Regions from separate parts of the Homo sapiens genome. Here regions 2 and 3 are each linked to region 1. The links are chromatin loops, found by intact Hi-C in ENCODE. Cell type or tissue: chondrocyte. All regions are shown on one strand. Region 1 has its middle 37 kb from the start of NDUFB4. Region 2 overlaps STXBP5L (syntaxin binding protein 5L). Region 3 overlaps POLQ (DNA polymerase theta).

Region 1 (8,000 bases):
CTTGGGTGTCACTGGTAATATACTTGGAACTCAAGTGTAACCGTGAAGTTCCCTGGTAGCTGAGCTGGTGACTTAACTATTATCACCTTCCTTGCCACCTCCTGAGAGCTTGGGAAGCCTTTCTTGTTACTGTGGTTTGAAGAGTGTGATTCTCCCTTATTTCCCTGTGCACCTTCTGTCACCATGACATCAGCTCAAATGTGGTCTTCTTGCCTTGAGTGAACCAGCACCCATATTACCAAGGCCAGCATGATCAGAGAGGTGTAAACTCTTTACAGGTGGGTCAGCTGGAGAAGATGCAAGGTCAGTACAGCTTTGTAGATAATTCTCTTTGCTTCCTACACTGAATTTGGCTGCCTCTGTCTTTAACCTGAACTAAACCTACTCTGTTCTCATCCAAAGTGTTTTTTTGGGAGGGGGTAGGGCTGGCTGTCCCAGAAGTCAAATGTTCTCTTTATATTCACCTTGTTTCCTGCTCTGAGTTTCCTTCTGTAGTGTCTGTTAATGCCTGTTTTGGTCCAAATCTTTTTTTTTTTTTTTTTTTTTTTGTTTTTTGAGACAGAGTCTTGCTCTGTCACCCAGGCTGGAGTGCAGTGGCACGATCTCGGCTCACTGCAAGCTCTGCCTCCTGGGTTCACGCCATTCTCCTGCCTCAGCCTCCCGAGTAGCTGGGATTACAGGCGCCCGCCACCACGCCCGGCTAATTTTTTGTATTTTTTAGTAGAGACGGGGTTTCACCATGTTAGCCAGGATGGTCTCTATCTCCTGACCTCGTGATCCACCCGCCTCGGCCTCCCAAAGTGCTGGGATTACAGGAGTGAGCCACCCCACCCGGCCTTTTTTTTTCAATAGAGATGGGGTCTCACTATGTTCTGGAACTCCTGGGCTCAAGTGATCCTCCCACCTCGATCTCCCAAAGCTGGGATGACAGGCATGGTCCACTGTGCCCAGCCCCAAATCTTTTCTTAATAACAGTTTTATTGAGATATAATTCACATACTTAAAATTTACCTTTTAAAAGTGTAGAATTCAGTGGCTTTCATTATGGTCACAGAGATGTGCAACCATCACCACTATCGAATTTCAGAACATTTTCATCATCCCCAAAAGAAATAACATGCTCATTGGTAGTCAGTCCCATCTCTCCCTTCCCCAGCCCCAATCAATCACTAATCTGGTTTTTTATTTGCCTATTTTATTTTTTATTTGCTTTTTATGAATTTGCCTATTCTAGACATTTCATGTAATTAGAGTAATACAATATGGCTCTTCAGTGACTGGCATCTTTCAATTAGCATGAAGTTTTCAAGGTTTATCTATGTTGTAATGTATCAATACTTCATTCATTTTTAAGACTGAATAATATTCCATTATATGGATGAACCACATGTTGTTTAGCCATTCATCAGTTAATGGACACTTGGGTTGTTTCCACTTTTTGGCTATGGTTAATAATGGTAGGAATATTTGTGTACAGGTTTTTGTGTGGACATGTGTTTTCAATTATCTTGGATATATACCTAGGAGTCAAGTTGCTATGCTGACCCATATCTTAACGAAACATTTCCAGTAATCTTCATTCCTATCTCTCTGTTTCCTCGGGAGCAGATTTCTCTATATTCATTAAACAAAGAGGAATGACCAACAGTAGGGGCTTTTTCACCAAGTGCATGACACAGCACCTGCTTTTCCAAGTCAGATACAAAGCTCGAACACTCCTACTCCAAACTATATGCGGCTGTGAGTAGCTGTGTCAGGCCCAGGACAGCGACAAGTCACTTCGGTGACTGCACATTAAATAGCAGTTTGTGGCACCCAGAGGGAGGTTTGTGCAAAACCAGCCCTTTCTGCCCAGATTTTAACCTTACAAACAAATAAATATGTATTACAAAGAGCTGGTTCCTTGAAATCTAGTCACTTGTAACCTATCAAGAATCTTGGACTATGATCTCTGGGGGTATGCATAGGCCCAAAGTGAGTATTTACACCATGGAATAAGCAGTTTACAACCTTGAACCATCAATTACATTTCCCCACTATCTGTTCTACAGTCTTCCGTTTATAACTGAAGTCTGCCCTCTGCTGGTCACAAGCAGCCCAGACCCACAACTCGGGGCCGCTGAGCAGGTCTCTTCTAAAATCATTCTCCAGGAGCATTTTAGCAATTGCTACAATTTATTCAGCTATAGAACACAAAGTAATGTCATCTTCTGCAGAGCGTTCCCTTTTTATTTTTTATCCTTTGATGTTTGTGGGTTTTTTTCCTTTTATTCAACAGAAGCAGAACTGGGCCCGTTTCAGTTATTTATGAGCCATCTTCATTCGTGATAAATAACCATAATATGTATTTATGCAGTGCCTGCCAAGGCCCCTCTGCTCCTATTGACTCATGAGTCACTAAAATACTTTTCTATGGTAGAAGTGGACAAGGGCTATTCAAGATAGGAGATAATACAACTTACGGGCTGTCAGATGTCTAGTAATTTTTCAGCAGTGCTTTGCAGATTGATGTTGAGTCAAGAAAGACCTAGAGCCTGACTCTCCTCAAACTCTATGAGATATCTCTTAGTCCTGTTAGAAATCTGCAAGGCATCAGACATTTGGATCCCCAAGCAGATATGCCAACATCCTCTTCCCCTTCCTTCCACAAAAGCACTCTGACCGGAAAAGCAGATCCAGGAGCAACAGGAAAGGTGAGTAGGGGAGGAAGCCAGAGCCCAGAGCTGGGGAACATCACTGACGGTGTGGGCAAAAAGCTGCACTCGTGAAAAGAGGAAAGAGGGCAAGCTGGGAGGGAAGGTGGACAAAAGAAAGAAACAATGGGCGGGGGCCCAGCAGGTAATGAAGATACTAAAGCATGTGACCCCATTTCCCTGAGGGTCACTCCTGCAAGGCAGTTAACTGTAACATCTGTTTAATTCTTCATTACAAAGGAAAGAGAATCCTTTCTGATGTTCTCACCCTGTGCCTCTGACCTTTAAGGTCTCACTCTGTTGCCCAGGCTGGAGTGCGGTGGCACGATCTCAGCTCACTGCAACCTCCGCCATCCAGGCTCAAGCAATCCTCCCACCTCAGCTTTCTGAGTAGCTGGGACCACAGACGCAAGTCGCCATGCCTGTCTAATTTTTGCTTTTTTTTTTTTTTTTTTTTTTTTTTGTGGAGATGGGGTTTTTGCATTTTGCCCAGGCTGGTCTCGAACTCCTGAACTTAAGCCATCTGCCCGCCTCGGCCTCCCACAGTGCTGGGATTACAGGAGTGAGCCACCACTCCCAGCCTGAAAGAACCTGATTTTTAGAGACATAATTTGGGTTTCTAATCTCTGAGGAGATGAGAGTTGCTTACTGTGAGCCCATATACTAGCCAGAGGTCTGGAAACCTGTCCCCATCCCTCAAGGTGATGCCTGTGTCCTGCCAGAATGGGGGGGGGGGGGGGCGTGCCTAAAGCCCCAGTTGCCCCCACTGCTGACCTCAGGGACGCTCCTTGAGGGTCCCACCACCCCTGTCAATCAGTTGGCTGCAGACTCCCGTGTCCTGTTCTTCCTGTTTCCCCCATGCTGCTCTTGCCTTCTCCCTTCCCTCCCACCCTGCCTCTGGACTCTCATTCTCTCCTCCCACATCCCCTCTCTAGCCTTTGTGACTCAAGTCTCAGTCACTTTAGGAAAGACAGGCTCACTGCCCTCTTTATAATCAACCTTCATCTGGTGTGAGGGGGAGGGAGAAGAGAGGGAGAAAGGAGGGAGGGAGAGGGAGAGAGAAACAGGAACCAGGTCTCCTGCGCTTCCTCCCAGAGATAAAGGCTATTCTTAGCAGTAACATAGGCTTGGCATTTGGGGAGACTTGTATTTCTCTCCCTCTCGCCCCAGGGGCTTTGCACATTGCAATTTCTCCTCTCCAAGCAGAGAAGAAAGAGAAGATGAATAGGGAGAGAGATAACGAAAGGAAAGAGGGAGGCGCGCCAGCTGGTGCCCTGAGAGGCTCTTCTGGGGATTTATTTTGGAAGGCTGCTCCGAAGGTCAGAACTGGGCGGGGAAGGGCTCTCACCCCGGCCCCAGAAGGGCAGTTTAATTCTAGCCTCCCTTTTGAGGCAAGAAGACGAAAAGCCAAATGAAATCCCTTTGGGCCTTTCCGCAGCACTTTGTATGTGGCACGTGTTTCATAAATGTTCAGCCAAGCCCCTGCGTGCACTCTCATTAGGCTGGGTCTCTCAGGACTGCCCTCACTGGGCCTTAGGACCTTGGCAGTCAGAGCATTCAAGCGCTGGCATTAGACAGTAGGCTTCAGTGAAGCCAGGAGCTTGGGAAAATACAAAAATAAATAAAAAATAAATAAAAATGTAAAAATGGGGTGTGCAAAGCTCGAGAAATTACGTAATTCGATTTCACCTTGGGCCCAGACGGTGAAGTTCTGCACAGTGGCCAGCAGGGGGCGCTCAGGCAGTGTGTCAGAACCCCAGCGCGCTGGTTGCCCGGAGCCCAACCAAGGGACAAACAAAACAATGCAGCTTTGCGGTTTCTGTTCGGTTTTCAGTTCGGGGAGGCTTAATCCAGGACCGCCTGATCTCTAACCTGGGGTAGCAACTAGCGTCTCGCAGGACACCGTCTTAATAGGCTTTCCTGAATCTCTTGACTAAATTGCTTCCTAGAACTCTGTGTTCCTCCGCACCTAGAAAACGGCTTTTCTCAGCATCTCCCTGTATCTTTCCCTATGTATCTTTTTGTCAGCCTGGTTTTTTTTCGTTATCTGTGTTTCTGGCGTGGTTCTTTCTTTTCTCTCTGTACTATCCTAGGCCTACTAGTAGATGTTAATGAAAAATATATGGAGCTGAACCCACCCACAGGCTGAGCTCTGAAATATTTCAAGATCTGGCAGAATATAACACTTTGAATAAAATTTAAAACATACTGCAAAAGTGGCTAACTCTGCCACATTTGGCTGTGCAGTCATGTCTTTCCTTTTCCCCGTCTCTGTTCTCGGAGTGGGCTGCCGTGCCACCCTACAGCTGCCTCTTCCCCTTGGCTGCCGCCGCTCTTGCCCACCTCCCCCAAACCCCTGACCTCCAATGGTCAGCTCCTCCCTGGCCAGCAGGACGGGTCTTCCAGGTCTTTTAGAGAAGATACCAACTCCAGAATGACCGTACCTCTGTTTACATGTTTTTGTTTCGTTTTGATTTTTGTTTTCTAATTGAGACCACCCCCCTCGTTTCCAGAACATACTGGAACTCTTAGGATTTGGGGTTGAGGGACTTCAGGTGAGAACTACAGAGACAGCCTCACGCTCTGCCTGGAACCTCTTGTCCTCCAAGATTCAGGTGCTCTGGTTGAGTCTGGTCCACTCTGCCACAGTATCTTTACTCACAGTGATTTTCTCTTGGGGACTTCATCACTGTCTTCCTCTCAAACTGACTTTTGCTTATAACACAGTTGGAAGAGAGAGTGAGAGAGACTGTGTGTGTGTGTGTGTGTGTGTGTGTGTGTGTGTACCCTTGGAAAATAGAGTTTAAATTTTATTTCTGGGGAATTGGGAATGTCACCAATCGTGGTGTTAAGGCACTAGAGCATGCCATGACAGTCAAAAGGCACCCCAGCAAATGATAGAAGGTGCTTCACCTGGAGCCCACAGAGGGCTCTGGGGCAGTGCTACTTATCAAGAGCCTATCTCAGTTCCAGCCCTAAATATTGCTACTATGGTGGTGGTGATGTACCCCCCTAATTTCTGCATTTCATGGTCCCTGTCTCCAAATCTATCTGGCTCTATTGGTTCAGATTCCTATCCCAATTCCTATTATGTTTCAGCTCCTAGTCCTGTGTGTCCCTGAGAGGAAGAGACTGATATCAGATCTGGTAGGACATGATACTCTTCAATCTTGTCACCATAACTTTCTCCTGGAGCCATGGAATGTAGCAGTGGTATGATCCGATCCCGCCTGTCCCTGTCCTGCCCAATACTTGATAGCTGTTCTTTCCTAGTTCCAGAACCTGATTGGACCAAGTTTAAGACCAAGGTAGGGAGTGGGAGGCAGATAGGCAATGCAATGCTATTCAACATTTAAGAATACTTCCCACTTACTTGTCCTTGTCAGGCCCTGGCCATACAGACAGGCTGTACAAGACATAGGCCCTGACCTCAGGGAGTAAATGTTTTTATTGAACTGACCCACTGTGTCTCTGAATGAGAACAAAAATGAAACTGCTGCAGAAAAACCCAGTGCTACAAAGTGCTAGCATCATCAGGAGGCAGGCTGCCTCTGCAGTGCAATCCATAATCTCTGTGACTTCCAGAACCAAAAAAAAAAAAAAAAAAAAAGTTAAATTACTTTCTAAAATTAAGCTTTGCATTACTTTGGAAACTAACAAAGCATTCCTTCCCACAGACACTGTTCCCAAATTAAGTATTTTGTGCTTATACAGCTGCTCAAATGTTGGTGCATTGAAGATGGAAAAATTTCTTAGGTAGGGAAGAGATGGGGTGCCTAGAAAGGAGAGGGGAGCTCTGTCGGGGGGAGAGCAGCTGTGGTCACTAGCAGAGATTATAGAATAGTTGGAAAAGATTATCAAGTAAATAAGTGTATAAAATGTTTCTAAAGTTATTAGGTCTAAATAAGTGTAGGTTAAGGGGGCCTGTTATGGTCAAGTATTTAAAAGCATCCTTTCAAGTGAAAACCTTGGTCAGTGGCTATTCCCCACCTGTAATCAATAGGAAATGGAATAAAAGTAAACTACCGAGGGGGCATCTTAAGGTCAATGTGAGGCCTATTGTTCAAGATTTCACAGCGATTAAACCCTAGAATGGGTCACAGAGAATAGGTGGGCACTTTCCTCTAGAGGCATTTATTGAAAGAACAGAACTGTCTTGTTATCACATGCTGCAGGTAACATCCAGTGTAGAGACAGAGGCATGACTTGGATGAGCTAACTTCCCAGGTTCTCTTCTATTAAATAGATTGGAAAGTCAAAGAACTCATACAGCATTAGAGGCCCCCCATAGCAGCTAGAGAGAAATGGACAGGTGAAAGGCCCATGGTCCTCACTTGTCCGCCTCCCACCGACAACATGCCAGGGCCTGCCATTGAGCTGCCTGTTTCATTTTGTAAGCTTGTGCCTAGATGTTTGCCTTGCAAACATGTGAGCTGTCTTGGCAAACGGTTTTGTAGAAAGCCCTCACTCACAAGAATTCCATCTGCAATATTTGGACTGGCTTCTAGGACTCCCTTTTCCGCACAAGCTGTTCCCTCCTTATCTCTGGGTCTCTTCCAGAAGGTCATCAATGTTCTGCTGTACAAGGGTCATCTGCTTGCCACACTATTCCCCAGCTCCTGGAACACAGCACTGTTTTCCATGGTGGCAGCAGCAGGAATATCTTCCTCCTCAGCATGATTTTCCAGGCCCAAGATAAGCTCACAAGCACCAAAAGACACAAGGCCATGGCCTCATGGACCTCACACCCAGTAGCCTGATCTGAGTTTAAAAAGGCAGACCTGCTGTCTTAGCTGGGGGAGTAGAGGAGAGTTAGTGGGAGGGGCTACTATGGGTTTAAGTTGACAGAGAGAGGTGGTGCAGGAGCAGAGAGCAGCCAGGAGCACCTGAGGAAGGCTGCGAAGGTCATCTGGGTGGGGGCGGGTTCCAGGGGAGGAGCACTTTCTGGCAGGGTGAGGTGGGGGCGGTCCTGGAGAATGTACCCATAAGGCCAAGTCCAAGGCCTGGGTGGGGTCTCTGACACTTGTAGACACTTGGCACCAAGCCTCAGTGTAATCTTGCTTCATCTCCCTGGATTTCTACCATCATTAATGACTGTGACTTCAGTCAGGGACTACAGAAAGGGAACACTCAGTGATAATCTAGAGGCAAGGACAATTGACCAAATAATCAGATATGGCTCCAGTTTAAGTCCTTTGCCCCATTATTACCCTGCCCTCTCTTCATTATCCTATATCCCAAGTCCTTACTTTCCCAGATGTGGTGGAGAAGGTAAAGAATTCCAAGTTGTTGTAAGCAGGGTCACTC
Region 2 (8,000 bases), 590 kb before region 1:
AGCATGTAAAACCAACTTGTTATTAGAGATCAGGGTCTCATATAGTGCATTACTGAGTAGCTAGCATTTGATCTAACTTGATGGATAAATATTCAATTTCTATTTATTAGATTCTACCCCTCTCTTTTCTCAAAAAAAGGGAGGGGGGCTCAGAGGGCTTACTGAAAAAAACAAATATAATACAACTAATCCAAAAAGAATTTTAAGAGATAGAAAACAGAATTTTAAACATAAAATACTAGCTAGTTTTATCAACTCAGTGGCTGAGACTGAGTTTCTTGAACACATGAAAGAAGAAGGAAATCCAAAAAACTGGATAACAATATCCATTCATCAATGGCTATTTATGAAGAGGCTAGTTAAATTGTCTAAATAGTTTTACAGGGGCTAAAGACCTAACAGAATTTTGATATACAGAAGAGGAAAGAAGGCAGTTCATGATGAGAAGTTAGAAGGAGCAAAGGCTCAGAGATAAGCAATAAGTGTTATATATGGAAGATAGTGAGTAATATGTCTGAAATGTGGGGAATGTGTAGAAGGATGTTGTAAATTTAACTAAAGAGGAATGATAGCACTAGGACCTTAAATCTCAAGTCAAGCAATATGGACTGTGTATTGTCGACAATTGAGAGCTATTCAAAGGTTCTGTTGTAGAGAATTCCATAATCTGTTTTAAAATGATAATCTTGTTAATGAAGGATATATTGAAGAGGTAAGACATCAAAGGAAAAGTGGTTGTGATTAGTTAAAATGCTCTTATAGTCATCCAGGCAAAAGATAACAACTTAAACTAGGACATTGGAAGTGGGAATTAGAAAAGAGGAAATAAATGAGACAATATAAAATCAGAATCAGAAAGCCTGCAGAAATTGATTGCATATACAACACGATGATGGAAGAGACAAATATTACTTTGAGGGGTCTAAACTGAATTAACTAAACAAGACTTAAAAACCAGAAGAAAACATAGAAGGAGGTTTAGATATTTAAATACAAATTCAGTGCCAATGGGATATTTTGCTGGATTTATCTAATATATTGTTAGATATTTAGATCTAGAGTTCAAGAGGGAGGTAAAGGCTACAGATATATGGATGTTCTTTTTTTAGCATAAAGGTAATATTTGAAATAAGAGATAATATAAACACTAGAAAGTATAAATTAGAGAGAGAAGAAATGAGGGTAAAGACATAATATCCTGAAGAATATCAATAACGTAAAGGAGAGCTAAGGGAAAAATCAGTTATGGAAAAAGGTGCATGATAAATGAGGTGGAAAGACACAGACAAGTGAATAAATTATTTTAAGGAGGAGAAACTGAGGTAAAGCCACAGGTTTAGTGAGGAATTTAAAGGCTTGGAAGAGGTCACTGTGTGTAGTAATGAAGAGCTTATTGGTGACTTAAGAAAAAACATTTCAGGTAAGTATTAAGCATGCTTTCTAGATATGAGAGGTAAAGTGCTGAGGAGAGGCTGAAAAGTTTGGTAGTGAAATGAAGTATTTAACTATCTCTGTTAAAACAATAGAGCATATAATGACACATTAAAGTAGATAAAGATGATATATTTACATACATATATCAGATGTCAATAACTTCTAGGTATAAATTACATATATTTGTACTAAGGCAGCTGCAAATCCTTATTTTAAAATTTCACTGAAATTTTACTCTCTTTTTAAGGCTCAAAACGTTTCTTCCATACTTTTTAAGGCCATAGGAAAGCTAGATGATTCAGCATTTTCCTCTGGGTTTTCTTTTGAGCTGGTTATTCTAATTCCAACTGGCTAAATATTCCCATGGTGTTTGTATTCTTATTTAGCTGCTAGTGTTGAGAGAGGGAAGAGAAGGAGCACTATCCATCCCCATCTTTATGATTTGTATAACAAAAGGAAACTCCTAGCTTAGCTCCCTAAGACCTTCTTTTCTTATGATTCAAGATGCTGAAGAATTTGATTATAAAGAACATAACTGCATGATATTACTTATCAGATTATTTTTCACCAATTGTGAAAAAATTACCCAGCTGCCATTTTATTTTATTTCTAAACATTTTTTTACCACTATGAGAATGACTGATAACGAATTGTGCAGCTTATGAAATAGGTGAAGGCTTATATCTTTAAGCACCGAAACTTAAAAAATTAACTGTTATGAGGGGGATGGGAGAGAACATGTAAAGTATTCTAGGGTGACTACAGGTTCATCTGGAGACTTTTTTTATCCCTCCAATGATAAAATAAGGAAGTGTTCTAAAATAAATGTGTGTGTGTTTCATTTTCTAATTATTTCAGTGCTGCTTTAAATTATTTGGCACTTTTCCTATATAAGATTAGGTTTTACTGGACATAAATTTTTGACATATATTTTCCTCCTATCTCTTCCTACTCCCACCATTTTCAAATTGAATTAATAGCACAGATGATCACCTTTGTTTCCACAGGTACAAAAGGTAATTTCCCTTTTAATCTGTTGCCCCCAGTTTTACGGTCTTCTTATTAGCCTCTTCTGAATGGAAAAATAATTAATGGCCCGGAATTAATATTTGAACAACTGAAGTGTCAACTGGGAGATTATTCCTTGATGAATAGGAGTTTGTTGCTTCCCCTAAATACAAACTTAATCAAGTCTCAATTACATACAATAAAACTTACTTCAAGATCTGGTCATTTAATAAGTGTCACTTATTAATATCTGGTCACTTAATAAGTATTACTATTTACAAAATTTTTCTTTATTCTAAGAAGGCAAGTATTAGAAGACAAGACCTTTCAAACTGACTTGAACTTCTTGCCACTGAAAAGGAATTTTCTAAGGAAGGTGTGAATAGTGTCTTTAGAGACCTTAAGGACAATGAGGCACAACGTAGCATGGAGCCTACAGAAAGGAAAAGCAGTTGAGACAAAGTTGGGGATATAGTACAGGTGACAGGCACCCAAGTATATAAGATTGACAAGGCAGGATCTATTAACAAATGCAAAGTATATAAGATGCCACAAGAGGGCCCCGAAATAGGCAGTCAAGGCAGAATTTCCTCTTAAAAGAAAAATCTAGAGATGGAACTTACACAAATACTAAAAGACAGTGTGAAGCACTGGGTCAGAATCAGGCAACTTTCCAAGGCTAAACATACTGGTAAAGTGCAAAGCTTAAAAGTAGTAAACAGGCATAACGTCACAATACTCTTTCAAACATGTCGGTAGAAATCACTTACCTCATCATAATAAACTCTCAGTTCTGCTCTTTTAGATTTCAAGTCCCAGAATACTACAGTACCATTTTCATAACCTATTAGCAGCTGGAAAACATTAGAACAATCATTTTCTTAATTCTAACATTAATTTTAACTTGCTTCAAATAAAGTTTAATGTTAATAAAGTAAAATCATACCACATAACATCCTTATTTAGAATAAATTTTTCTAGAACTTGAATATAGGTTTTCTACATTTAAAAAATGGCAAACTCTGCTTCAATATGAACACTTACCAATAAATCACCTAATTTCAAAGAGGAAATAAGGAAGAATATAAATATATATGACATGATATAAAATAAGTATGAAAATTGGAAGAAAAGAAAAATGGGATAGAAAACGAAGATGAAATAAAACATGAAATGGGATAAGATTAATGAACTATGTATATGCCATTCAGTCCTATGCACTTGAGAAATGTGGCTTCAAATTTGGCTTCAAATTTCTTCTACCAAATCCTATTTTCTCTTTGACCGAATTCAATATTTTAAACTGATGTTTTATGAACCCTCTGAAGATTATAAAGTTATTCTAGAGATTCACGTCATTAAAAAGATTAATATTTATTTTTAAATCAATAAATAAGATGATTAATAAAATATTTCTTTAAAATAGAAGAATTTTAGAACATATCATGATTATAATATGATCATCTTTAAGACTCAGTCATTAAGCTAAACAATGCTAGCCATACTGATAACTTTTGCTGTTAAATGATTCACAATTATTATTTGTATCCTTCCTATTTTTTTGTTACCAATGACAGAAAATTTAACCTATCATTGGTTAGGGAAAAAAAATAAGAGGAAGGATAAAAATAGCCAATGTTAAAATAATGATATATTTCTGACAGATTTGCCTTAAGATGATTTTCTTCAAATACATTAGTAGTATTCCTCTGATGAAAATTCTTATACACTGGATAAAGATGTATCAATAACTTCAAAAAACCATTGGTAAGAACAGAAAATATAGTGGTGGTGATAACCTAAGCCTGCAGAGCATCCTGAGACCTTATCACTTATCTCGACATCTTACAATGAGACACAAAAAATAACAAAAGTAAACCAGCTAGTAGTTTTCGCAGTAAAAACACAAAAGGTTTCAAATATCAGTTCATTAAAGCAATATACATTTATTTTTGAAGCTATAACAAAAATGCTTGGTTATTAAACCACACACAATAAATGTTAAAAATGACAAAAAATTGAGCTTTTTACATGTTAACTTGAAGTAAATGGCATATATGACTTGCTAAGTGAAAATGTCAAAACTAAATACATATTTGAGTAATATTTCTTAAAATAAAATTGATATGACTGTACTAAGTGTACTAAGATATGTTTTAACTTCAAATTGATTTTTTTTACATACAAGAGAAAATGATGAACGATGAAACCAATTTCTTTTCTTTCTTTTTTTTTTTGAGACAGAGGACAGAGTCTTACTCTGCCACCCAGGGTGGAGTGCAGTGGCACAATCTCTGCTCACTGCAACCTCCGCCTCCTGGGTTCAAGAGATTCTGTGCCTCAGCCTCCTGAATAGCTGGGATTACAGGCATCTGCCACCACACCTGGCTAATTTTTGTATTTTTAGTAGAGATGGGGTTTCACCACGTTGGCCAGGCTGGTTTCGAACTCCTGACCTCAAGTGATCTGCCCCTCTTGGCCTCCCAAAGTGCTAGGATTACAGGCATGAGTCACCATGCCCAGCCAATAAAACCAACTTTATTGAGTGTATGAGACTCTTGGCAAGGAGATATTGGCAAGGAGATTCATTAGCCTAAAAAGTTTAGAAAATATAACTTAAGCAATAAAATGAATAATATAATCTTTCTAAATTTGAGCCCCAAGATTTAATAAAATAATATCCTAAAACACTATTATATTTTATTAAAGTAAATATCTGAAAGATAAAAGTTGATTTGCTTATAAAACATTGCTAGCAATAGCCCCAGTAAATCACAAAATATAACATACTGAACCTCAAAAACACCATAAACTGTTGAGATAAGTATACAAGATTATGATTTAGAAAACATGATATTAGAATCAGTTAGAGAATTAGAAAAGAGAAAAGAATCCCCCTGACATCCAGGAGACATTAGACAAGGCCACTCTGTGACCATGAGGAACCAAGACAAAAATAAGAGCACTCTGCAATATTTGACCACACCAAAACAGGAACAATGCCCAAACCACAAATTATATATACATATTTTTTAAACAGAAAATGTCTCTCACAATAGAAGCAAGTACCATAAAGGCAAAGAAGTAGGGTTACTTCTTCACCATGATATCATTAGAACCTACACTAGTGTCTGAAAAAAATAGGTATTTGGTGAATAACAAATTAATTGTTAAATACCAAAAAATCAAAATTGTAGATATTATATTCTAACCACAGTAAAATAAAATTAGAAGTCATGACAAAAATATTTTGAAAACTAAAAAATATATCTGTAGGTAATTAATAAGCAAAGAAGAAATCATAATGAAATATATAAAACAGAACTGAACAAAAATGCCTCACAAGACACAGATGAATCTTAAGAGGAAATTTTATGGTTTTGTAAATATGTACGTAGAGAAGAAAAACTGAAAATGTTTTAATGATATAAGCATTTGACTTTGAAAAGTAAAGAAAAAAGTAAATCTCAGAAAGCAGAATTAAAAATAATGAGCCACCTTATTCAAGAGCAAAGGATACCACCTTTTATTTATTCGAGTATATGTTTATATCTTTTAGGAAGTTTGAAAGTTTTCCACATATTGATTTTCTTGTTAATTTTATACCTAGTTATTTTAACTTTCTTATTGCTATTTTATATGGGTTCTTCTCTTCATTACCTTTTCTAATAGGGTATTAATTCTATAGTTAGATTTTAGTATACACCTTTCTAAATTATTTTGTTTGTATTCATTTTAAGGTTGATTCTCTTTGCCATTCCAGATATATTATCATATAATCTAAAATAGAGACTACTTTATTTTTTTCTAATTTTTATGTCTCTAATTGTTTGTATTTATCTAACTGCTTTGCTAAAAATCATCCTAGAGTATTAAAAATAGTAGAGAGGCTAAGCATCCTTGCCTTCTTCCTGACTTTGGTGGCTATGCCTCTAGTGTTTCCCCATTAAATAAGATCCTGAATTCTGGGGAGGGAGGGAGAGGGCATAGAAAGAGAGAGAGAGAGATTTAAAGAAGTATAAATTGATTTATATGTTATACATTTCTTTTATTAGGAATAGGTGTTTAATTTTAAAATAAATATTTTTGTTGAAATATATATAATGTACACAGATTATAGATGTATATTTAATGAATTATGATGAAGTAAACATACCCATGAAACTACAATCCACGTTAAAAAACACAATAGAAGACAAGTAATACAAGAAAAACAATACAAGCCATTCACAGAAGCCTATTTCGTACTCTTACCTAGTTAATATTCCCACTCTCCTCTCTAAAAATAACCACTATCCTGACTTCTAACACCATAGGCTACTGTTACCTGTTTCGAATTAGACAGGTAGAATTATACAATACATATTGCTCTCTTTCTTGCTTCTATTTCTATTATATTTGTAGCATTAGTTAATTTAATTTCATTATTAAAATAGCATTTCATTGTTTGGCTATGGCACTACCACAAATTAATTTATTCATTTTACAGTTGATGTAATAATACTGCCATGAACAACCTTGTACATATCTTTTGGTAAATACATATATGCATTTCTGTTAAATGTATATTGATCCATAGGATATTAGTATGTTTAACTTTAATAGATACTGCCAAGCAGTTTTCCAAAGTGGTTATACCAACCACTTCATGTTTTCATTTTCACAAAATGTATATGAGTTCCATTTCCTTCTCATCTAATGACCAATATTGTGAATAGCTGTACAATGTTAAATTAAAGGAATAAATCATAGCCATCTTTGTCTCATTTATCATTTCAGGAGGAAAAATATTAATTCATCATTAAGGAGGATGTTTTCATAGCTTTGGGAAAATTAACAAAGTTCATATTAATGAAATTCCTTTCTTTCCCTAGTGTACCAAGAGATTTTTATAATGAAGAGAAGGTAAATTTTATTAAATGCTGCTTATTAGCTATTTTTATTGCCATATATTTTTCTCCTTATTTCTGTGAATTGCATTGACTGATTCTGAAAAGTTAAACCAACTGTACTACTAGGGGGAGCATAAATTGGTTGTGATTTTTTGTGCCTTCTCTTTCATTCTTGATCAGACTTGCCAGAGATGCATCAATTTTGTTAGTATTTTCAAATAACTGTTTTGTTAATGTACTAAATTTTTGTTTTCTATTCTTTTAATTTCCGCTCTCATCTTTTGAATTAAGGTTCTCCGAAAAATTAGAACCAAGAGATGTTTTTCTATGTATAGAAAAAGATATTTATTATGAGGAATTGGCTCACGTGATTATGAAGGCTGACAAGTCCCAAGATCTGCAGGGTGAGCTGGCAAGCAGGAGATCCAGGAGAGCTGATGGTGTGCCAGTCTGAGTCTGAAGACCTGAGAACCAGGAGAACCAATGGTATAGTTCCAGTCTGAAGGTCAGCAGGCTCAAGAACCAGGAAGAGCCGATGTTTCAGTTAGAGTCCAAAGGCAGGAAAAAGCTGATGTCTCAGTTCAAAAGCAGTCAGGCAGGAAGAATTCTCTCTTACTTGAAAAAGGGTTAGCCTTTTTGTTCTATTCAGGCCTTCAGCTGATTGAT
Region 3 (8,000 bases), 970 kb before region 1:
CAGAAAGCTTGATAAACTAATAAAAACAGAGCAAAAAATGAAAGAGGAAATTCACTATCCAGACATTTAAAAATTCTACAAATGAATAAGAAAAACACAACCCACTATATCAATGGACAAAAAAACAGGCTTTTGAAACAGTATCGGCTGGGCGTGGTGGCTCACGCCTGTAATTCCAACACTTTGGGAGGCTGAGGTGGGTGGATCACGAGGTCAGGAGATCGAGACCATCCTGGCTAACATGGTGAAAACCCGTCTCTACTAAAAATACAAAAAATTAGCCAGGCGTGGTGGTGGGCGCCTGTAGTCCCAGCTACTCGGGAGGCTGAGGCAGGAGAATGGCAGGAACCCAGGAGACGGAGCTTGCAGTGAGTGGGCAACAGAGCAAGACTCCGTCTCAAAAAAAAAAAAAAAAAAGGGTATCCACATGGTTCATACACATGAAGTGATGCTCAGTAGTCTCATTGGTTATCAGGGAACTGTAAATTACTTCTTCAAAGAAATACTGGCTGGGCACAGTGGCTCACACCTGTAATCCCAGCACTTCGGGAGGCCGAGGTGGGTAAATCACAAGGTCGGGAGTTCGAGACCAGCCTGGCCAACACAGTGAAACCCTGTCTCTGCTAAACATACAAAAATTAGCCAGGTGTGGTGGTACACACCTATAGTCCCAGCTACTTGGGAGGCTAAGGCAGGAGAATCACTTGAACCTGGGAGGCGGAGGTTGCAGTGAGCCGAGACAGGTCCATTGCACTCCAGCCTGGGTGACAGAGCAAGACCCTGTCTAAAAAAAAAGAAATACTACCACGTACTGTCTATAACTGCCAACATTAAAAAGATTGACAATACCAAGTGGTGACAAGATTATGGAACAATAGAAAACACAGATTGTGGAGGTGTTACTTTGGAAAACAATGTGGGATTATCTACTAAAATTGAAGATCTTCTGTGACTCAGTAATCTGTGGCTCAGTAATTTTATTCTTAGGTATATATCCTAAAGAAATGTATGCATGTGTGTACCAAAGGGCATAACCAAGAATATTGTTAGCAACACTAATTATTAATGTATTATATATCTTTTAATGTTCTTTTCATTTGTTTTTTTACAGTCAGGCAGATCTAGCCAGTTCTCTGTCTAATGCTGTGCAAATCGTTGGCATGAGTGCTACCCTTCCTAATTTGGAGCTTGTGGCTTCCTGGTTGAATGCTGAACTCTACCATACCGACTTTCGCCCTGTACCGCTTTTGGAGTCAGTAAAAGTTGGAAATTCCATATATGACTCTTCAATGAAACTTGTGAGGGAATTTGAGCCCATGCTACAAGTGAAGGTAAATCAATATATGTACATCACTACTATTTTTATCTGTGTGTTTGATTTCATTTTCTAGCAAATTGCTAACAAATTCTGAATGATGTAATTGGGAGTTACATATACATTAGGATTAATATTAAGCTAACTGGTTTCCTCTTAAAGAATTGGTGGTGAGCTGGGTGTGGTGGCTGACGTCTGTAATCCCAACATGTTGGGAGGCCAAGGCGGGTGGATCACTTGAGGTCAAGAGTTAGAGACCATCATGGCCAACATGTGAAACCCTGTCGCTACTAAAAATACAAAAATTAGCTGGGTGTGGTGGTGGGCGCCTGTAATCCCAGCTACTCGGGAGGCTGAGGCAGGAGAATTGCTTGAACATGGGAGGCTGAGGCAGGAGAATTGCTTGAACATGGGAGGCAGAGGCTGCAGTGAGCCGAGATCATGCCACTGCACTCCAGCCTGGGCAACAGAGTAAGACTCCATCCCCCACCAAAAAAAATATTAGCGGTGATGGTGAGAGAGGAAATGTAGTTGTACCTTTAATTTAAATAAATAGTTGTTTCCTGATATATAATATAAACATTTAAAAAAAATAACTGATCTTGTAGCGTTTTCTTTTTACTGGGAAAAGATTTTCTTATGGTTTAGTTTACACTAACTGCTAGTGTGCAAGATTAACTTTTTTGTTAAATGGTAGGTATAATATATAGTAGAGTGAAAATATTATTTTTGTAGTCTGATAGATCTACCTCTGATACTTAATAGAGATACTTGATATGGCTGAGATAGTAGTTGAATCACAAAACCTATCTGAACCTCATATCTTCACCTGTTAAATAGGATATTATAATCCCTATCTTGAATATTGTAAGAATTAAATATGATTTTTAAAAATTATCTGGCATCTAGAAAGTTACTTGATAAATAAGTACCCTCCCATACTCCCAAATACACTTTAATCCTGAGGTTAAAGAACTGACTCATGTACATTGGTGGAGTGAGGCATCTGCTGTTTTTGTGCAGAGTTGTGCCTCTGAGTACTAAAACAGCTAAGGGTCATTTTAGAATTGGAAATAGAATTGGAAATTCATGTGTTTCACTAACTACCTAGGTATGCATTTGTAGTTTCTGCATACTTGGTATGGAATCTTGCTTGCTTTGCTCTGTGCCCCATATTTCGCCTGGCTATGCCTTGGTTACTTCAATACATTTATGTGTGAACACATTCATTTGCTCTCCTGTTAATTTTTTTCTTCTTTTACCATGTCTGTGCCTCCACCCTTTTGAACCACTTATATTTCTTACCTGGATTATTGAAATATTTCCTAATTGTTCTCTCTGCTTCTGACCTTGTCCCTTTCAGTCTGTGCTTACAGGAGCTAGTGATCTATTTAAAATGAACATCAGATCATGTTACCCTTCTTCTCAGAAACTTGCAGTGGCTTTCTGTTTCATTTAGAATAAAAGCCAGTGTCTTCTTAGTAGTCTATAAGGTCCTACATGATCTACATCCCCCACCCCTCTTAGTGCTCTGACTCTATCTACTATGTTCCCTCTCACTTCCTTCACACTGGCCTCTGCTGTTTTTTAATACAACAAGAGTTTCTGGCCTCAGGTTCTCTTTTTCTAGAATACTTTCCCCTTAGGGCCATCAGTGTGGTTTACTCTTTCACCTTTGGACTTTTTTACTCAAATGTCACCATCTTAGACCTTCCCTGGCCAACTTGTCTAAATTATAGTGTTCTCCCTTACATGGTCTCTATTTCTTTTCCCTTAGCACTTTTCAAAACCAAACATATTATTATTATTATTATTTTTGAGATGGAGTTTTGCTCTTGTTGCCCAGGCTGGAGTGCAATGGCGCGATCTCAGCTCACCGCAACCTCCGCCTCCCGGGTTCAAGTGATTCTTTTGCCTCAGCCTCCCGAGTAGCTGGGATTACAGACATGCGCCACCATGCCCAACTAATTTTGTATTTTTACTAGAGGCGGAGCTTCTCCATGTTGGTCAGGCTGGTCTCGAGCTCCTGACCTCAGGCCTCGGCCTCCCAAAGTGCTGGGATTACAGGAGTGAGCCACTGCGCCCTGTCCCTTATGTATTTTACTTACCTCATATTTGTAATTATCTATCTCTTCCTACTGGAGTAGAAACATTATGAGGGTAGAGCTTTTTTTCTGCTTTGTTCGCAGCTCCATCCCCAGTACCTAGAACAATATTTGACAAATAGTAAATATTTGTTTAATGAGTGAATAGATGGATGCATTAATCCAGTTTTTAATACATACATTGACATACTTCCAGTATGGAGAACTTGCAGGGCCACCACAGTGGATTCACATGTGCCCTTTTGTTCATTTGAAATGTGTTGCCTTTCTTTGAGATAATGTTTCCCCACCTTCACATCTCAGCTAAATTGTTTTCTCAGGACAATTTTTCTTTCAGATCTTTCTGTCAAATATGAGGCCTCAAAACACCGTAAAACTCTCTTTTAATGGTATATATTATTGTTGTATTTTATATTTATTTATTTAGTACACATGCTCTTCGACTTATGATAGGGTTATATCCTGATAAACTCATTGTAAGTTGAAAATGCCTTTAATACATTTAACCTACTGAATATCATAGCTTAGCCTAGCCTACCTTAAATGTTCTCAGAACATTTACATCAGCCTATAGTTGGGCAAAATCATTTAGCACAAAGCCTGTTTTATAATAAAGTGTTTAATATCTTATAATTTAACGAATACTGTGCTGAGAGTGAAAAATAGAAGAGTTGTATGGGCACCCAAAGTATGGTTTCTATTGAGTGCATACTGCTTTTGCACCACTGTAAAATAAAAAAAAATCATAAAGTCCAATCATTTTAAGTTGAGGATATCTGTATTTTAATGTGTCTCTTGGTGAGACTATAAACCCCTTGACTATTAGGATCTTGACTTTCTTTTTACTCAATATTGTATTCCCATTGCCTGAGGGTTGGAGCTCAGTAAATATTAGTTGAATGAATAGTAAGTATTTCTTTCACCTTTCATCATTAGGAGTTTATTTTTTCTTCTTTTTTTCCTTTCTTTTGTTATTGACTTTGTAACTGATTTTCATTATGCCTTAAAGAAGAAAAAGCTTCCCCAGAAAGGAAAATGAGTGCTTTTAAACTGATGTGAGAATCTTTTGAAAGGACCACTAAAGTGGTTATTTATCTTTCTGTTTTAGGGAGATGAGGACCATGTTGTTAGTTTATGTTATGAGACGATTTGTGATAACCATTCAGTATTACTTTTTTGTCCATCAAAGAAATGGTGTGAGAAGCTGGCAGATATCATTGCTCGAGAGTTTTATAATCTACATCATCAAGCTGAGGGTGAGTTATGGATGGAAAGGAAAGCCTTCATGCTTAGTACATTTGCTTGAAAGTAATGGTAGTGATTATATTAGCAAAAACATGGCTTTTGTTCATCATTGTCACTGCCTGCCCACTAGGTGGTATCCTTTTTACCAAACTGTGCTTTTGCGATTCTAATAATATTCCGTCCCTAGTATAGACTATGTATACACACACATGCTTAGACTAATCAGCTTTAGATTTTTAGAATACTGGGTATATACTATAGTTCTTTATCAGGGATCCATGGGCTTTAAGAGTTTGATCTTTGGAGCCCCTAAATTGGATGCAAAACTTCACATGTAGACATTTCTTTGGGGAAAGTAACCATATCTTTCTTTATATTTCCAAAGGAATGTGTAACTCTGAAAAGAATCATACACACATACATACATATGTATAAGTTGACCCTTGAATGACATGGGTTTGAATTGCGTGCGTTCATTTATATGTGGATTTTTTTTCAATACATAATATATTAGAAAATGTTTTGGTGATTTGTGTTAATTTGAAAAAACTGACAAGCTATGTAGCCTAGAAACATGAAAACATTAAAAAACAAAAAGAAAAAGGTATGTCATGTAGCCTAAAACATATGTAGATACTAGTCTATTTTATCACATACTACCTTAAAATATACACAAATCTATTATTTATTTATTATTATTTTTTGAGACAGAGTCTCGCACGGTCGCTTAGGCTGGAATACAATGGCATGATCTCGGCTCACTGCAACCTCTGCCTCCTGGGTTCAAGTGATTCTTCCATCTTAGCCTCCCCAGTAGCTGGGATTACAAGCACCCGCCATCATGCCCGGCTAATTTTTGTATTTGTGTAGAGATGAGGTTTCACCATGTTAGCCAAGATGGTCTTGAACTCCTGATCTGAAGTGATCCGCCTGCCTTGGCCTCCCAAAATGCTGGGATTACAGGCATGAGCCACTGTGCCCGGCCCAAATCTTTTATTAAGAATTAAAATTTCTGCCAGGCGTGGTGGCTCATGCCTGTAATCCCAGCACTTTGGGAGGCTGAGGAGGGTGGATCACCTGAGGTCAGGAGTTCGAGACCAGCCTGGCTAACATAGTGAAACCCCGTTTGTACTAAATACAAAAAATTAGCTGGGTGTGGTGGTGCACGCCTGTAATCCCAGCTACTCGGGAGGCTGAGGTGGGAGAATCACTTGAACCCGGGAGGCAGAGGTTGCAGTGAGCTGAGATCATGCCATTGCACTCCAGCTTGGGCAACAAGAGCGAAACTCCATCTCAAAAAAAAAAAAAAAATTAAAATTTCCAGCCCAGCCAACATAGTGAAACCCCATCTCTCCTAAATACAAAAATTAGCTGGATGTGATGTCGGGTACCTGTAATCCTACCTACATGGGAGGATAAGGCAGGAGAATCACTTGAACCTGGGAGGTGGAGGCTGCAGTGAGCCGAGATCACGCCACTTTACTCTAACCTAGGTGACAGAGTGAGACCCTCTCTCGAATAAATAAATAAATATTTATCAAAACTTAGGCACACAGACACAGACCATACATAGCCCCATTCACAGAAGAAAAATGTAAACAAATGTAAAGAGGCAGTGTTAAATCATAACTGCATAAAATTAACTGGTATATACTGTACTACTACTGTAATAATTTTATAGCCACCTCCTGCTGCTGTTGCAGTAAGCTCACGTGTTGTAAGTATGCACTTAAAATATGACGCTTATCACCTTCATATGAGCAGTTTGTGTCTCATAAATTTCATATTGCAGTAAAAAGTAATTTATCATGTTTCTTATGTACTTTTCATCATATTTAGTGCAGTACTGTAAACCTTGAATAATACCATGGGACCAATTTGAGGTGCCACTAGTGATGCTGGAAGTGTTCCGAAGAAGCAGAGAAAAGTAGTGGCATTCTAAGAAAAAATTGAATTGCTTGCTATGTACCATAAGTTGAGGTCTGCAGCTGCATTTACTATTTTAAGATAAATGCATCGAGCTTAAGTACTACTGTAAAAAAAGAAGGAAATTTGTGAAGCTATTGCTGCAGCTTTGCACATTTTATGAAATACTTCTTCATCTGATTTTGAAAATGCAGTTTTATGTGGCTGCAGGATCACTATATGAAAGGCATACCTGCTGGGTGAGGTGGCTTATGTCAATAATTCCAGCACTTTGGAAGGCCAAGGCAGGAGGATCACTTGTGTCCAGGAGTTCGAGACCAGCATAGGCAACATAGTGAGACCTTATCTCTACAAAAGTTAAAAAATTAGGCCGGGCATGGTGGTTCACACCTGTAATCCCAGCACTTTGGGAGGATGAGGTGGGCGGATCACCTGAGGTCAGGAGTTTGAGACCAGCCTGGACAACATGGTGAAACCCTGTCTCTACTAAAAAATATAAAAATTAGCCAGGCGTGGTGGGGCATACCTGTAGTCCCAGCCACTTGGGAGGCTGAGGCAGGAGAATTGCTTGAACCTGGGAGGCAGAGGTTGCAGTGAGCCGAGATCGTGCCACCGCACTCCACCCTGGGCGATGGAGCGAGACTCCATCTCAAAAAAAAATATCCAGGTGTGGTGATGTGTGCCTATAGTTCCAGCTACTTGGGAGGCTGAGGTGGGAGGATCGTTTGAGCCTGGGAGGTAAAGGGTGCAGTCAGCCATGATCGTGCCACTGTGCTCAGCTCAGTCTGGGTGGCAGAGTGAGATCCTGTCGCCACAGATGCACGTGCGTGCGCGCGCGCACACACACACACACATACAGAGACACACACGCACACACACAGAAGAAATACATACCTATAGACTCTACTACGATTTGAGAAAAAATGAAGTCCATATGGCAACTTAAAGCAAAAGGATCTAAAGCTGGAGAATTTAATGCCAGCAAAAGATGGTTGGATAATTTTAGAAAGAGGTTTATATGTGGATTTTTTTCAATACATAATATATTGGAAAATTTTTTGGTGATTTGTATGAATTTGAAAAAATGTCAAGATAACAGGAGATGCAAGACCAAGAGGCTGCAGATGAGTTCCAAGATACCATTAAGAAAATTATTGAGGAGAAAGGATATCTGCCTGAACAGATTTTTAATGCAGATGAAAGTGCCCTATTCTGAGAAAAAAAAATTGCCACAAAGAACCCATTTATTAGTAAGAAAGAGAAGAAAGCACCAGGATTTAAGGCAGGAAGGGATAGGCTAACTCTTGTTTTGTGCAAATGCAGTTGGGTTTATGATCAGGACTACTCATGTCTATAAAACAGCTAATACTCAAGCCTTAGAGGGAATAGATAAACACTGGTTGCCAGTC

Evidence for each region. Peaks named below come from ENCODE experiments on the same cell type or tissue, not always from the same donor. Only the 100,000 strongest peaks of a DNase experiment are listed, where the experiment ranks them.
Region 2: a loop joins it to region 1, with 4 times the contacts of the local background. A loop is called at or near these places in 10 of 110 quality-filtered maps.
Region 3: it touches region 1 in a loop (4-fold over the local background); 7 of 110 quality-filtered maps call a loop at or near these places.

Annotation. Positions count from the first base shown.
Region 1 is chr3:120,555,499-120,563,498 of GRCh38, reverse strand. No RefSeq gene overlaps it. Among named protein-coding and RNA genes, the nearest start is that of NDUFB4, 37 kb to the left of the region's middle. In chondrocyte, CTCF peaks have their summits at 1,830, 2,082 (motif pointing left), 4,164 and 4,409 (motif pointing right); a DNase peak (open chromatin) is centred at 4,442.
Region 2 is chr3:121,147,773-121,155,772 of GRCh38, reverse strand. It overlaps STXBP5L (syntaxin binding protein 5L), which reads right to left. Exons shown (of 27, transcript NM_001308330.2): 8 at 3,213-3,296. Among named protein-coding and RNA genes, the nearest start is that of MIR5682, 100 kb to the right of the region's middle. In chondrocyte, a CTCF peak has its summit at 3,000 (motif pointing right); no DNase peak of the experiment used is centred here.
Region 3 is chr3:121,526,321-121,534,320 of GRCh38, reverse strand. POLQ (DNA polymerase theta) reads left to right here. Exons shown (of 30, transcript NM_199420.4): 6 at 1,112-1,331; 7 at 4,529-4,676. Among named protein-coding and RNA genes, the nearest start is that of POLQ, 16 kb to the left of the region's middle. In chondrocyte, CTCF peaks have their summits at 4,610 and 4,814 (motif pointing right); no DNase peak of the experiment used is centred here.